Linked DNA regions of Homo sapiens: region 2 is linked to region 1. Evidence: chromatin contacts called from ENCODE Hi-C or POLR2A ChIA-PET data. All regions are on one chromosome and are shown on one strand. The core of a region is the stretch at or near the end of the contact, and the rest is flanking DNA. Distances in the headings are between cores, read along the strand shown.

Region 1 (6,505 bases), core at 1,420-3,919:
GGGAATAGACGCCACAGAATTAGTCCAGGCTGACCACCACACAAACAACAAATCTAAAAATAGCAAACTCTACCACCACCTGGATTGGGAGTGGGTTAATACAGAGTCCAGAGTTGCTACAACATATTATCTAAAAGAAACAGGATGTACAAAGAAACAGCAAAGTGTGACCCATACTCAGGAAAATAAGGAGTCAACAGAAAACTACCTCTGAGGGTTCAGTGTTACTGTGATCAGTGCAATTATAGTTTTTTTTTGTCCTGCATTTTCACATAAGATTATATTAGAAACAATTTCATAAGTCATTAAAACTTCTATGAAAATAATATATATTTTTTTTGAGGCAGAGTCTCCCTCTTTCGCCCAGTCTCCCGGGTTCAAGCACTTCTCCTGCTTCAACCTCCCAAATAGCTGGGATTACAGGCATGTGCCACCACGCCTGGCTAATTTCTTCGTATTTTTAGTAGAGATGGGGTTTCCCGTGTTGGCCAGGCTGGTCTCGAACTCCTGACCTCAAGTAATCCACCCACCTCAGCCTCTCAAAGTGCTGGGATTACAGGCGTGAGCCACCGCACCCGGCCACATTTACCACATTCTAACAGGCCACATAATTTGCTTATTTATTTTATTACCTGACACATGTAATCCGTACAAGGGCTAGAGTTTTCATATGTTTTATTCACTGATGGATCCCCAGTGGGTAGAACAAGACTTGGCATGTACTAGGCACTTACACATACTTATGGAATGAATAAATAAATAGTATAGTAGATTGCAAACCAACAATTTGTGGAATTAAGTAGGAATAAAAATACAACTATGTGAAGATCATTTACTATGTTAATATAATTACATGGTACAGTGGAAAGATCATGGGGTGGCTGGGTGCGGTTGATCACGCCTGTAATCCCAACACTTTGGGAGGCTGAGGTGGATGGATTACTAGAGGTCAGGAGTTCGAGACCAGCCTGGCCAACATGGGAAAACCCATCTCTACTAAAGTTACAAAATTTAGCTGGGCGTGGTGGTGTGTGCCTGTAGTCCCAGCTACTTGGGAGGCTGAGGCAGGAGAATCACTTGAACCTGGGAGGCAGAGGTTGCAGTGAGCCAATCACGCCACTGCACTCCAGCCTGGATGATAGAGGGAGACTCTGTCTCAAAAAAAAGAAAAAAAAAAAAAGTAAAAAGAAAAGTGATTACCAAGACAACTACCACAGACTGGGAATTTCTGAAAAGCCTCAACTTTTCTTTTCTTTTTTTTTTTTTTGAGACAGCGTCTAGTTCCGTTGTCCAGGCTGGAGTGCAGTGGTGCAATCTCGACTCACTGCAACCTCTGCCTCCTGGGCTCAAGCCATACTCCTACCTCAGCCTCCTGAGTAGCTGGGACCGCAGGCCCGCACCACCATGCCAGCTAATTTTTTGTATTTTTAATAGAGACGGGGTTTCACTATGTTCGTCAGGCTGGTTTCCAACTCCTGACCTCTAATGATCCTTCCGCCTCGGCCTCCCAAAGTGCTGGAATTACAGGCGTGAGCCACCACGCCTGGCCTCAATTTCTTAAAAAGCAAAAACAGGAGGGAGGAGGAGGGTATGCAGTATCCTAAATCCTCAGAACCCCTGGGGAAGAACCTCATTCCAACTCCACCAGCACTCCCAGGCCCAGGCTTCTAGCATGCTTCCGACCTCGCTAGCTGCTAAATAAATAGCTATTGAGGAATGTGTATTCTCAAATACTTAGGCTAGAGGGCTAAGAAAAGACAGCTTCCATCTACCTCTGTGGGACTCTACCAGTGTGAAAGGATACTCTCAAGGTATTTAACAACTCCCATTACAGTCCAGAAATTGGTGGGGAAAGTTAAAATATATTTTCTTTTCTTTTTTTTTTTTGAGACGGTGTTTTTGCTCTGTTGCCTGAGCTGGAGTGCAGTGGCTCACGCTTGTAATCCCAGCACTTTGGGAGGCCAAGGCGGGCGATCATGAGGTCGGGGGTTTGAGACCAGCCTAGCCAACACAGTGAAACCCCGTCTCTACTAAAAATACAAAAGTTAGCTGGGCACGGTGGCGAGCGCCTGTAATCCCAGCTACTCGGGAGGCTGAGGCAGGATAATCGCTTGAACCCGGGAGGCGGAGGTTGCAGTCAGCCGAGATCCACTGCACCCCAGCCTGAGCGACAGACTCCATCTCAGAAAAAAACAAGCAAACAAAAACAAAACAAACAAACAAACAAAAACAAGAAAAGAAAAGTTAGCCGAGCATGGTGGGGCACGTCTGTGGTCCTAGCTATTCGGGAGGCTGAGGTGGAAGGATTGCTTGAGCCCGGGAGGTCAAGGCTGCAGTGAGCTGAGATCATGCCTCTGCCCTCCAGCCTGGCCGAGAGTGAGACTGTCTCAAAAAAAAAATAATAATAATAACATAAAAATAAGAAATAAGAGTGAAAGAGGCATCATTGATTGAAGATAACTTGGGGAGGGGTTCATATAGTAAACGTATAGATTGATTGAAAGACACAGCCCAGTTTTAAAACTACATAAATATCCAAAAAAGCACATTTGAAATTCCACGAGACCTTGCAATGTCAAAATAAGGAGGGACGGGAAGCACGGTGATCACACAATGGCTTATGACATACACTCACTACATTTATACCTGGTACAAAGAGCGCAGAAACGTTTCAACTCTTGCTTGAATCAAGAACAGAAGCCTCTCTTTAGACAGGTCAGTGCCACATAGTAATGTATAGCTTAAAATGTTAGTTAATGTACAAAAATCCAAACTCAGCGTTTAGATGTTCGGGAATAATGCATGAACATTTAAATATTCAGAAGTGGAATGTATGCATTTTTAAAGTTTATTTTATGATTTAATTTTAAAAATTTGTTTTAATGTGAAATTCTGGGGTAATTTGTCATGTAGTAATAGATACAAATATGGCAAGCAGGGATTTTTAAATAATGAACAGAAATATCTTAAAGGAGCTATTGGAAAAGATGGAAAGAAAGTGTGAACAACTTGGGAATTTCAGTGTCTTACAGTTTTTTTAAAGCTTGTTATAGTTTAAATCGGAATAAGGAAGCGTATTTCCAAAAGATTGAAGTGATTGTGTTATCTCTCCCACGAAGTAGTCTACTTCAGCAAAACAGTACACCGTGTGCTATTTTGGCCTCTTGGGAAAGATGGTATGTTCAAGTTTGCTAGAAAGAGATAATTATCGCTTTTAGCGACACCTCTCACGGAAAGTTCATCGGGATATTGGTCTAGAGAGAAAATGGCGGCGGGGGGTGGGGGTGGGGGAAGCCGAAATACCTCAGTTTAGGATCTGCTATGGGCAATGGATGCCCTAATTTAAGGTTAATTGTAGATCCACGGGCTTCCAACTGTGTATTTCCGTCATCTACACTTTTCCCAGAAAGAGATGCCATAATAAATTTACAAAACAGTCCTATAGTCTAGTTTTATATTCTTGTCAAGAAAAGGTAATATTTAAAAAGTACTAGCTAGAATTCTATAAAAAACGAACAACAAAAATCACTGCCCTCTGAATGTTCGTTCTTGATTATTTTGACGCAAGTAGAGACAGCTTTTTTAAATCCGGCATTATCTCCGGGTGGTGCAGACATGCAATTTTTTATGAATTTTCCCACCCTTGGGAAATCGATTTCTGAAACGTGTAATTGTTGTGCAGTAAGCCAAGTGGACAGTGACGCAATAGTCCACTGCAAGTTGCCTTACAAAAAATGATGTCATTTGGCGCAGATCTAGTCACTTTTATAACAGGTAGCTATGGAAAAGCTCCCTCCACGTTGTCCCCGATTCCCCCACCCCCACCGTGGCCAAGATGCAAAAAGACACTTTCCTGGCTTCCTAGCCCTCAACTTGTCGAGGGTGGGCGCACCGCAGTGGCTCAGGGCCCATCGCTCGTGCAGGCGGAGAGAGACCGCTGCAAGGGGACGAGGACAGCTGAGTGTCCTCAGCCCCGACGGCGGCGCCGCGGGGGAAGCTGCGTCGGGCCCAGTCCAGGGCCGCGACGCCCGGCCGCCTGTTTTCCTCGGTGGGAAACCGCTGGCGTGGCGGGCCGGCAGCCGGGACGCGGGGCGCCGCGGGCGCGGGACAGCCTTCCCCGCCCCCCCTTCCCCCCCGTTCCCACACCCGCTCCCGCTCCCGTGGCGCCGGAAGTGACGCGTTTTGGGCTGAAAGATGGCGGCATTGGCGCTCGACCAGGGGGAAGGTAAACACCCGCCAGGCCACGGGCTGGCCCCCTCGGGGCGCCAGCAGGGGCCGAGGGGGGGGCCTCCCGGGCCAGCTCCCCGCCCCCAACGGCTTCCCACCCTCCGCCCTCTCTCCCAGCGTGGCGGCCTTCCGCGTCAAGACGACAGCGCACTGGGCCCCCTGCCGGCCAGCCCCGCCTCCCTGGGCGGGCCCCGGGCGGCTCCCGCGGCCCGCAGGGGGCGCGCGGCCCGGAGCGGCCCCCGGCTCGTGGCCCCGCACGCCCCGCCCCTTCCCCGCCCCTTTCCCGCCTTCCTCCACCCCCGGCGTGGGTGATCCCGAGGCTCGGCGCGCTTCGGGGCAGAAGCCCAGAGACGCCGTCCTCGACGCTTCCTCGGCTGGTGCTTCTGTCTCTGCCTGCTGCCCCCCAGCCCTTTTCCCCGCCCGCGGCCCCAGTCGGCCCTCCCGCCGAGCCCCGTCGGGTGCTGCGAGGCCCCCGGCGTTGGCAAGGTCGGTCCGGGCCCCGACGCCGCGCCGCCTCGTGCGGAGCCCGACTGTCTGGTTTCTCGACTCAGCGCTGTCTTCTTTCCCAGGACTTATCCAGAGGGGGCTGCAGGCGAGCACTCTCGTGCCCCGCCGGAGCGACCCGGCTCGTGCCGGGAGCGGCTGCTCGTAGACGTCCGAGGAGCCTGCCGAGTGCCGTCCCGGCGCCCGACCGCCCACCCATCGGCCCGCTGGCCCGGTTCTTCCTGATGCAGACTGCCGTCCACTAGAGGCTGGACAGGACCCCCCGAGGTACGTAGCCGCCCCTGGCCGCCGGCCTGCGGAGCCCGGGCTTCGCCCGCGGCCCCGAGCTAGGCACGAATTCGCCGGCCCTCTCTGCACGGACCCGAGTCAAACATTTGGTAGACGCCGGGACCTCGTTTGTCTTCGAGTTTACTTAAATTGTTTGAAATGTAATTTTTTTTTCCAGAGAGAGCGAGAAAGAAAAAGGAAGAAGCATAATTCAGCCATTTTTTGCAGCACACAGCTGCAGGTACCATGATTATTTTTTGCCTAACCCGTTCCTTCCCTTTAACAATTCAATTTATGCCTGAAATAGAACTATGCAAAATGCGAGGCATAAAACTAGGAATCGGAAGGTCTGGGTTCGACTTGGGTGACTCTGAGAAAAAATCGCGTACCGAGCCTTGGTTTCTTATCTATGAAATATAGTCGGTACTACCAACATCGCAGGGTTGAGAGGACTATATGAGGTCATATATGTGAAAATAATCCTTAACTGTAGAGTGTTGTAAGAATGCAAGGCCGTTTTTTAAGTAACCTTTGGTAGAGTGGTTAATGTAGTGGCTAACTGTTGCTGCCTCTTTATTTCTATATTATAAATATAAGCAAATAAGTACGGAATAATAGTAAAGCAGTGCTGTGAATCCATAGATCTGTAATAGTCACGTTGCTTGGCCTTCCTCCTACGAAGTGCTAACTGCTTATTTAAATAACGGTATTCTTTAATTCAAATGTAACGTTACCGTAGGGGCTTTGCTTTTCATCGTTCTAGGCCGCTTTAGGCCCCTTTTCTTACTCCAAATATTTAACACCTTACATTTGTTAGTCTTTTCTGTTTTCCGAATTTGTTTGCCTTTGTTAATCTGATTAAGTGGTAATTTAGAAAATGCTTTGCAGACATATATGCCCTAATTTTAATGCCTGTTTTTCATATCTAGGGAGCAGGATGCTTGAATACTTCTACTAATTTGAAAATTGGTTTTGAAGAGCTTATCAATGCATTCATGTTTCAGTAATCCTTAATAGATCTAGAAATGTATAGAACATTTCAACTTTTTAGCACTTAATGTAATTATATAATTTTATTCTCATTTTTAATCACAACACGTAGTAGGTGCTTAGAGTCACAGTTTATCAGTGGTAGAGGATGTTAACTTGCACTCTTCATTGCTGATTAATTTGGGGAAAGAATAGGATAGTAAATATTTGTGGTTTGAAAATTGAATTTATTTTGCCAGGATTTATATGTGTAACAGATTAGTATTGATCATTTTTACTTGGCATATCAAAAATATAGTATGGTTTGGCTTAAATGGTCCACAAAAAGTGAAAAGAGAAGCATTTTTGGGTATATTGTTATTTTTAGCTAACAAATGGTTTTGAGTAGTTAGATGTTTTATTAAATTTATAATCCTCTAGTCCAATACCAGTTGTCTTTCAGAGTATGCTTTTGTGTTTTGTAAAAAGGCAAAATAATAGAAGTTGGGCAGGATTTACATAGTAAAAGGAAGAGCCT
Region 2 (5,974 bases), core at 794-3,293, 280 kb after region 1:
GGGGGTTCCTGGTAAGTCAGGGCAAGGGTTCCTTACCCTGATGCCACAGTTGGCTAGTCCAGGAGTGTGTACCTGATCCAAATTGGACCAATGAATCTCTTCTCAGAACTTTTTTGTATTTGGGCCGTAGAAATTTCAGTCAGTCTGTATGTGTGTGGCTGTGGTTGTAAGATGTAAAGTTCAGGAGCTTCTATTGCCATATGGAGAATGTCATTACATAGAGAGAAAAAAGAATGAAGCCAGTATGCAAAGGAAAGCAAAGATAAGCAATAGAGAGAAGGCATCTGCATGGCATTAAGTCCCTGGTTTCAGCTGTTCCAGCCAAAATCGATGGTGTTTATTATATTGATGAGAATGTGTCTTTATAATTTGGAAATTGACGGAAGGCGACTTGATTGCGGGAAAAACTATAAACTGTACCTACCTATTATACCATTTACAAAAAATTCTCTCTTGTACTTATTTTTTCTCCCTGAGCCTCCTATTGCTTCAAAGAAAAGTTCAAGTAAAAAGAAGAACAAAAATAGCATAATTCAATACAATATTTATTGCCCTCTGTGTTAGGTGTGGTAGAGTATAAAGAAATATGGCTGACCCAAAACCAACAAGACAATCACTGAAAAGTGACTTGTGAACAATGTGAACAATGTGACAAAAATGAAAAGACAATGTGAACAAAAATGAAGGAGAGATCCTTGTAGGCTAAAAGGGGAGTCTTCCAGATGTGAGATTGATAAAAGCAGGGAAAATTCAGTAGAAAGAGAAAGCCGAAGACCATGCTCCATGTGTAACTCATGAAGTGATTCAAAACAGAAAGCTAGCTTAATTCAAATCAATACATTTTTACTAAGTATGGGGTATTGCGAAAAAGCATATGGCCCTTGCCTTTTAGGAAATTGCCGTATTTAGAGGCAAAGCAAGACTTGCTTATATTCTCAAAAGATCCCCACTCGTTACCTTATTTCCCCTTTAAACCGCTTTACCATATTTGAGATCATGTTATTTGCTAACTTGTTTGTTGATTTGTTTTCCTTCCTTATCAAGAGGCAAGCCCCTTAAGGGCGGGGATTTTTGTCCTTTTTTCTTTTTGCAACCCCAACCTCTGCAATAGTGCCTGGCACAATGCAAACAGCTCAATAATAATTCGTTGAAAGAAATGGAGAATTAGATCGTAGGGTGAAATAATCTTAAACTCTCTGGCCTTGAATCTCTCTAGCTCGCCCAAGATATCAAACATTGGGGGTCAGGCCGAGAAGAGGAGAGGAACAATTTTTTCCTGTTAGGTCAGTGGTTTTTAGCCTTTGGTTACATTAGCATCACCTGGGGGCATCTTTAGACATCATCCCGAAGCCCAGACCGCACCCAGGACTAAACTAGAATCTCCAGCCAGTGGGTCTCAAGCATCAGTTTTTTGTTGTTTTTTTTTTGAGACATTGTCTCCTTCTGTCGCCCAAGCTGAAGTGTAGTGGTGCGATCTCGGCTCACCGCAACCTCCGCCTCCCAGGTTCAAGCGATACTCGTGCCTGTCCCCCGAGTAGCTGGGATTACAGGCGTCTGCCACCACGCCTGGCTAATTTTTGAATTTTTAGTAGAGACAGGGTTTCGCCATGTTGGCCAGGCTGGTCTTGAACTCCTGACCTCAGGTGATCTGCCCGCCTAGGCCTTCCAAAGTGCTGGAATTACAGGCGTGAGCCACCGCGCCCGGCCAAGTATCAGTATTTTGGAAAGTTGCCCAGGAGATTCCAATGTGCAGCCAAGGGGAAGAACAGACGGAGCCAAGGCGCGGGGATCAAGGATAAAGGAGACAAGCTCCACTAGGCAGAGCCGGGCCTCTTCTCGACGTCACGCCCTGGCGTTGCTGCGTGGTTCGTTTACTCAACCGAGAATAGGCCGGTCCTCGCTGTAGCAACACGACCCGCACAACTGATTGAGTGGGAAGCTCCGCAGAGGCGGACTCCAGCCTCCCGCCAATGAACGGGTAGGGTCCGCCCGGCACAGCGCGGCCACGCCCCCTGGACGCCGCGGTCCCGCCCCCGGACACCGCTGTCCGGCTCCCGGGCTGTCCTCAGCAAGGGCGCGGTCTGGTACTCGTGCGTCTTTTATCGCCTCAGTTTCCCTCCGCCGACTAGCGCGCGGGGCCCGGTTCTCCATCGCGCGCACGGCAGCCTAGCGCAATGAGGCGGGCAGCACTGCGGTAGGTGGCGGGGCGTGGAAGGGGCTGGCAGGGCGGTAGCCTGGGGTGCCATCGTCTTCCCCTAGAGCTTCGGGCTGGCCCCGGCGGAAGAAGTGGGCCACGCATGGGCATTTGGGCTCTATGATAAGGGGCGCTCGCCCACTGTACCTCCGACCGGACATAAGCCCGCCGGCCTTTGGTTGGGAGAACCTCGCCCCCACTTTGGCGACTTCTAGCACTGAGTTTGATATTAAAAGCAAAGCAGCACTTTTAAGGGAGGAAGTTGGGTGTTCCCTAAAATTCCTTTGGCCTTGCTCATCCGGGGTGTGGTTGGTAGCCGCGTCGGGGTAGCCCCTTGTCAGAAAGATAATATTTGGAGTTCTATGTTACCTCTAGCCCTTCATCTTCCTTTGGAGAACATTTTTAGGATTAAATGCTTGACCTACTTCGGCTCTTACTTAAGTTTGTTGTAACATTGGCAGAGATTACAGGGTACCTTTTGGCTCCCAGGACCCTAGGACTGTGCGTCTAGGACCCTGGTGCCAATTTGAACTTAACTTTAATGAGCCGCAAAGCCCTTATAAGAGGCTGGGTGCTTTGATTGGGCCACGTGGGTAAGGGAGGATGCCTTTTTGTATATGTAATCTTCCCAGCTGGCACAGTTAAGGCCTGAGGGCCTTAGACTCCAGAGCGTGTCTAGCTCTCCCTAATCCCTTTCACCCGAGCATGCCACCCTTTCCAAGTTTTCTGCCTGGCTGCATCCCAGGGGGCTCACACCTGCTCCAGTTTCTGAAGTTATCTCGCTGCCAGTGGGCCTGTCCCCCTGATGTGACTCATAGTGCTTTTGACTCACATTAACCCCATCAATTCTCTTGGGGGTCCTGGATATCTCTCTCTCTCTCTCTCTCCCTCTCTCTCTCTCTCTCTCTCTCACTCACTCACTGTTCCTGGGGACTTTGTTATCAGTTGTAAGGGTTCTGTCTTGTTTATAGTACTTAAAAACAAACAAAAAACCTTTGTTAAACTATTTGAAGGCAGACTGAAAGTCATTATGAGAGGGGCCACAGTTGACTTTAGCTTGCAATGTGAAAGGTCTTCTACAAAAGCTCCATGGTCTTGTTCAGGTGCTTTCTCTTATAACCCTGTGTTCCTTTCTTGAAAATTCTATTGAGGCCGGGTGTGGTGGTGCACGACTGCAGTCCCAGCGTTTTGGGATGCTGAGGTGGATGGATCACTTGAGGCCAGGAGTTCGAGACCAGCCTGGCCAACATGGTGAAACCCCGTCTCTATTAAAAATACAAAAATTAGCCGGGAGTGGTGGTGCATGTCTGTAGTCACAGCTACTTTTGGAGGCTGAGGCAGGAGAATCGCCTGAACCGGAAGGCAGAGGTTGCAGTGAGCTGAGATCGCGCCCCTGCACTCCAGCCTGGGCAACACAGTGAGATTCTGTCTCAAACAAAAAACTATTGAACCTTAAGCGGATAATCTCTTAGTGTCTAGTGAGAGGAGGAGTTCACAAATGAATATAGACTGAGATGATTAGGTTCTTTGACTGGTGGGCAACCTTTGTAGCTTCTTTTCTTTTTTAGACTTGCAAGAGGCACCTTTGTTTAGTCTCTAAATAGAGGTTATTTCCTCAGAGTGGAGGGCATATGAGTGGTATTGCCTGTTATTGCACTGAACACTCTTCCTTGCCAACTGCTGTAAGCTTGGGACCCAGGGCTGAGCCAGGGTGAGTTATGTGACTCCCCAGGTAGGCCATGGAGGCCTTGAGTTTTCTTTTTTTTTTTTCTCTTTGAAATACTTTTTTTATTTCTTTGGGATATATGTCCAGAAGAGAAATTGCTGGATCATATGGTAGTTATATTTTTAATTTTTGGAGGAACTGCCTCATTATTTTTCAAAATGGCTGTACCAGTTTACATTTTCACCAATAGTGTACGAGGGTTCCCTTTTCTCTACATCCTCACCAACACTTGTTATCTTTTGTCTTTTTGTAATAATCATCTTTTTATTATTATTATTATTATACTTTAAGTTTAGGGTACATGTGCACAATGTGCAGGTTAGTTACATATGTATACATGTGCCATGCTGGTGTGCTGCACCCATTAACTCGTCATTTAGCATTAGGTATATCTCCTAATGCTGTCCCTCCCCACTCCCCCCGCCTTGAGTTTCTTGATCTCCTTTGATTGGAAAGGTTCAGTTACAAGGTCCTGGGATTTGAGTGTTGCAAAGGCCTCTCCACAGTAAAGGCCTAGAGGTTTTGCTATAAGTAAGACTCCTGAGGGCTTATCAGGAGATAAGCCAGTAACCCTGAGGTACTGAAGTGTTGAGTATTGATTAAAACCATTCTCCCACCTCCTCCACCTCAGTGCGGTGTGTGTGTGTGTGTGTGTGTGTGTGTGTGTGTGTGTGTGTGTGTATGTATTGGGGGAGATCGGAAGAACTGGGCTCTATCTGGACTCTGCTGGTGTGCCTGTTGACTGGCACTGGGGGAAAGTCGTCTGAAACTGGGGCCTCAGTTTCTTAAGGAGGTTGGTTTGAATCAGAATCTTCAAATATAGGGGGATCTGAGGGTACAAAAAGGGTCTGTGCACCTCCTGAAATAGTATATACCATTGTGTGTGTGAGCAAAAATGTATTCCAACCCTTCCCACGCCCGCTCGAGGTCCACAGTTTCCATCAGATTATCAGTAAATAGGATACCAAATGTAGTGAAAAGTTACCATTACATGCCAGGCGCGGTGGCTCACGCCTATAATCCCAGCACTTTGGGATACTGAGGCGGGCAGATCACTTGAGGTCAGGAGTTCAAAACCAGCCTGGTCAACATGGTGAAGCCCTGTCTGTACTAAAAACACAAAAACTAGCTGGGCATGGTGGTGCACAGCTGTAATCCCAGCTGCTCGGGAGGCTGAGGCTGGAGAATCGCTTGAACTCGGGAGGTGGAGGTTGCAGTGAGCCAAGATGTTGCCACTGCACTCCAGCCTGGGTGACAGTGAGACTGTCTCAAAAAAAAAAAAAGTTACCATTACCCGAATACTCTTGAATGCTATGTTGACAGTATGATATAGATTTATTATTACCAATATGCTATTGGTATAAGCAACATTTTTTTAAAAAGTGTTCCAATTATGCCTTTGTTGTGCCACAGGAATGTATTTCCAAATTTTTTAAGGCAGCATGCAAAGCAATGGGGCTCTAGGACTACAATTTTCCAAATAAATTGGCCCAAGTGTTTCTCTGTATTCATTAACTCCCTTCTTTTCTCTCCTCATTTGATTCTATGTTTGGCAGTGGTCCGTGATAGTGCCTGGCTTAGGCTATCTTTCCTTTTTTTTTGGAGACAGAGTCTTGCTCTTTTACCCAGGCTGGAGTGCAGTGGTGCGATCATGGCTCACTGCAGCCTCGACCTCCCCGGGGCTCAAGTGATCCTCCCACCTCAGCCTCCTGAGTAGCTGTGACCACAAGTGTGCACCACTACGCCTGACTAATATTTTAAAATTTTTTTGTAGAAACGGGATCTCCCTATGTTGCCCACACTGGTCTCAAGTGATCCTCCCGCGTTGGCCTCTCAAAGTGCTGGGATTACAGGCGTGAGCCATTGTGCCCAGCCTGGTTCTTTTTGATCTTTAGGGGAGACTTTGGAGAAGCATGACTTTCTGGAATAATGATAGCTAGAGATTTTTGAGGACTTGTCAGTATATTAGACATGCTCTTCTAGACGTGCCCTTCAGGGTTTAATATGTGTTAATTCCTTTATCCTTTTGACAATCCTATGGGATAGGTAGTATT

The links. A loop is a pair of places that touch in the nucleus more often than their neighbours do. ChIA-PET counts read pairs that join two places held with the same protein, here RNA polymerase II (POLR2A). Pooled maps may share reads with other maps.
Region 2: a map of gastrocnemius medialis shows a loop between it and region 1 (27-fold over the local background). The contact joins the promoter of ACOT9 here to the promoter of KLHL15 in region 1. A Hi-C loop is called at or near these places in 5 of 168 maps with a recorded cell type or tissue (B cell, ascending aorta, chondrocyte and 2 more), 10 of 37 single-sample maps with no recorded cell type and 26 of 50 pooled maps. POLR2A ChIA-PET finds 5 or more read pairs at or near these places in 10 of 52 experiments (A549, AG04450, CD4-positive, alpha-beta T cell and 7 more).

Annotation. Positions count from the first base shown.
Region 1 is chrX:24,023,350-24,029,854 of GRCh38, reverse strand. KLHL15 (kelch like family member 15) reads left to right here and starts at 2,669. Exons shown (of 4, transcript NM_030624.3): 1 at 2,669-2,715; 2 at 4,797-4,998. RefSeq lists enhancers at 1,590-2,089, 3,297-3,800, 3,801-4,305 and silencers at 3,968-4,067, 4,078-4,517, 4,598-4,667, 4,678-4,827, 4,838-4,917.
Region 2 is chrX:23,739,345-23,745,318 of GRCh38, reverse strand. It overlaps ACOT9 (acyl-CoA thioesterase 9), which reads left to right and starts at 2,043. Exons shown (of 16, transcript NM_001037171.2): 1 at 2,043-2,194. The coding sequence starts at 2,175. RefSeq lists a silencer at 1,874-2,193 and an enhancer at 2,464-2,513.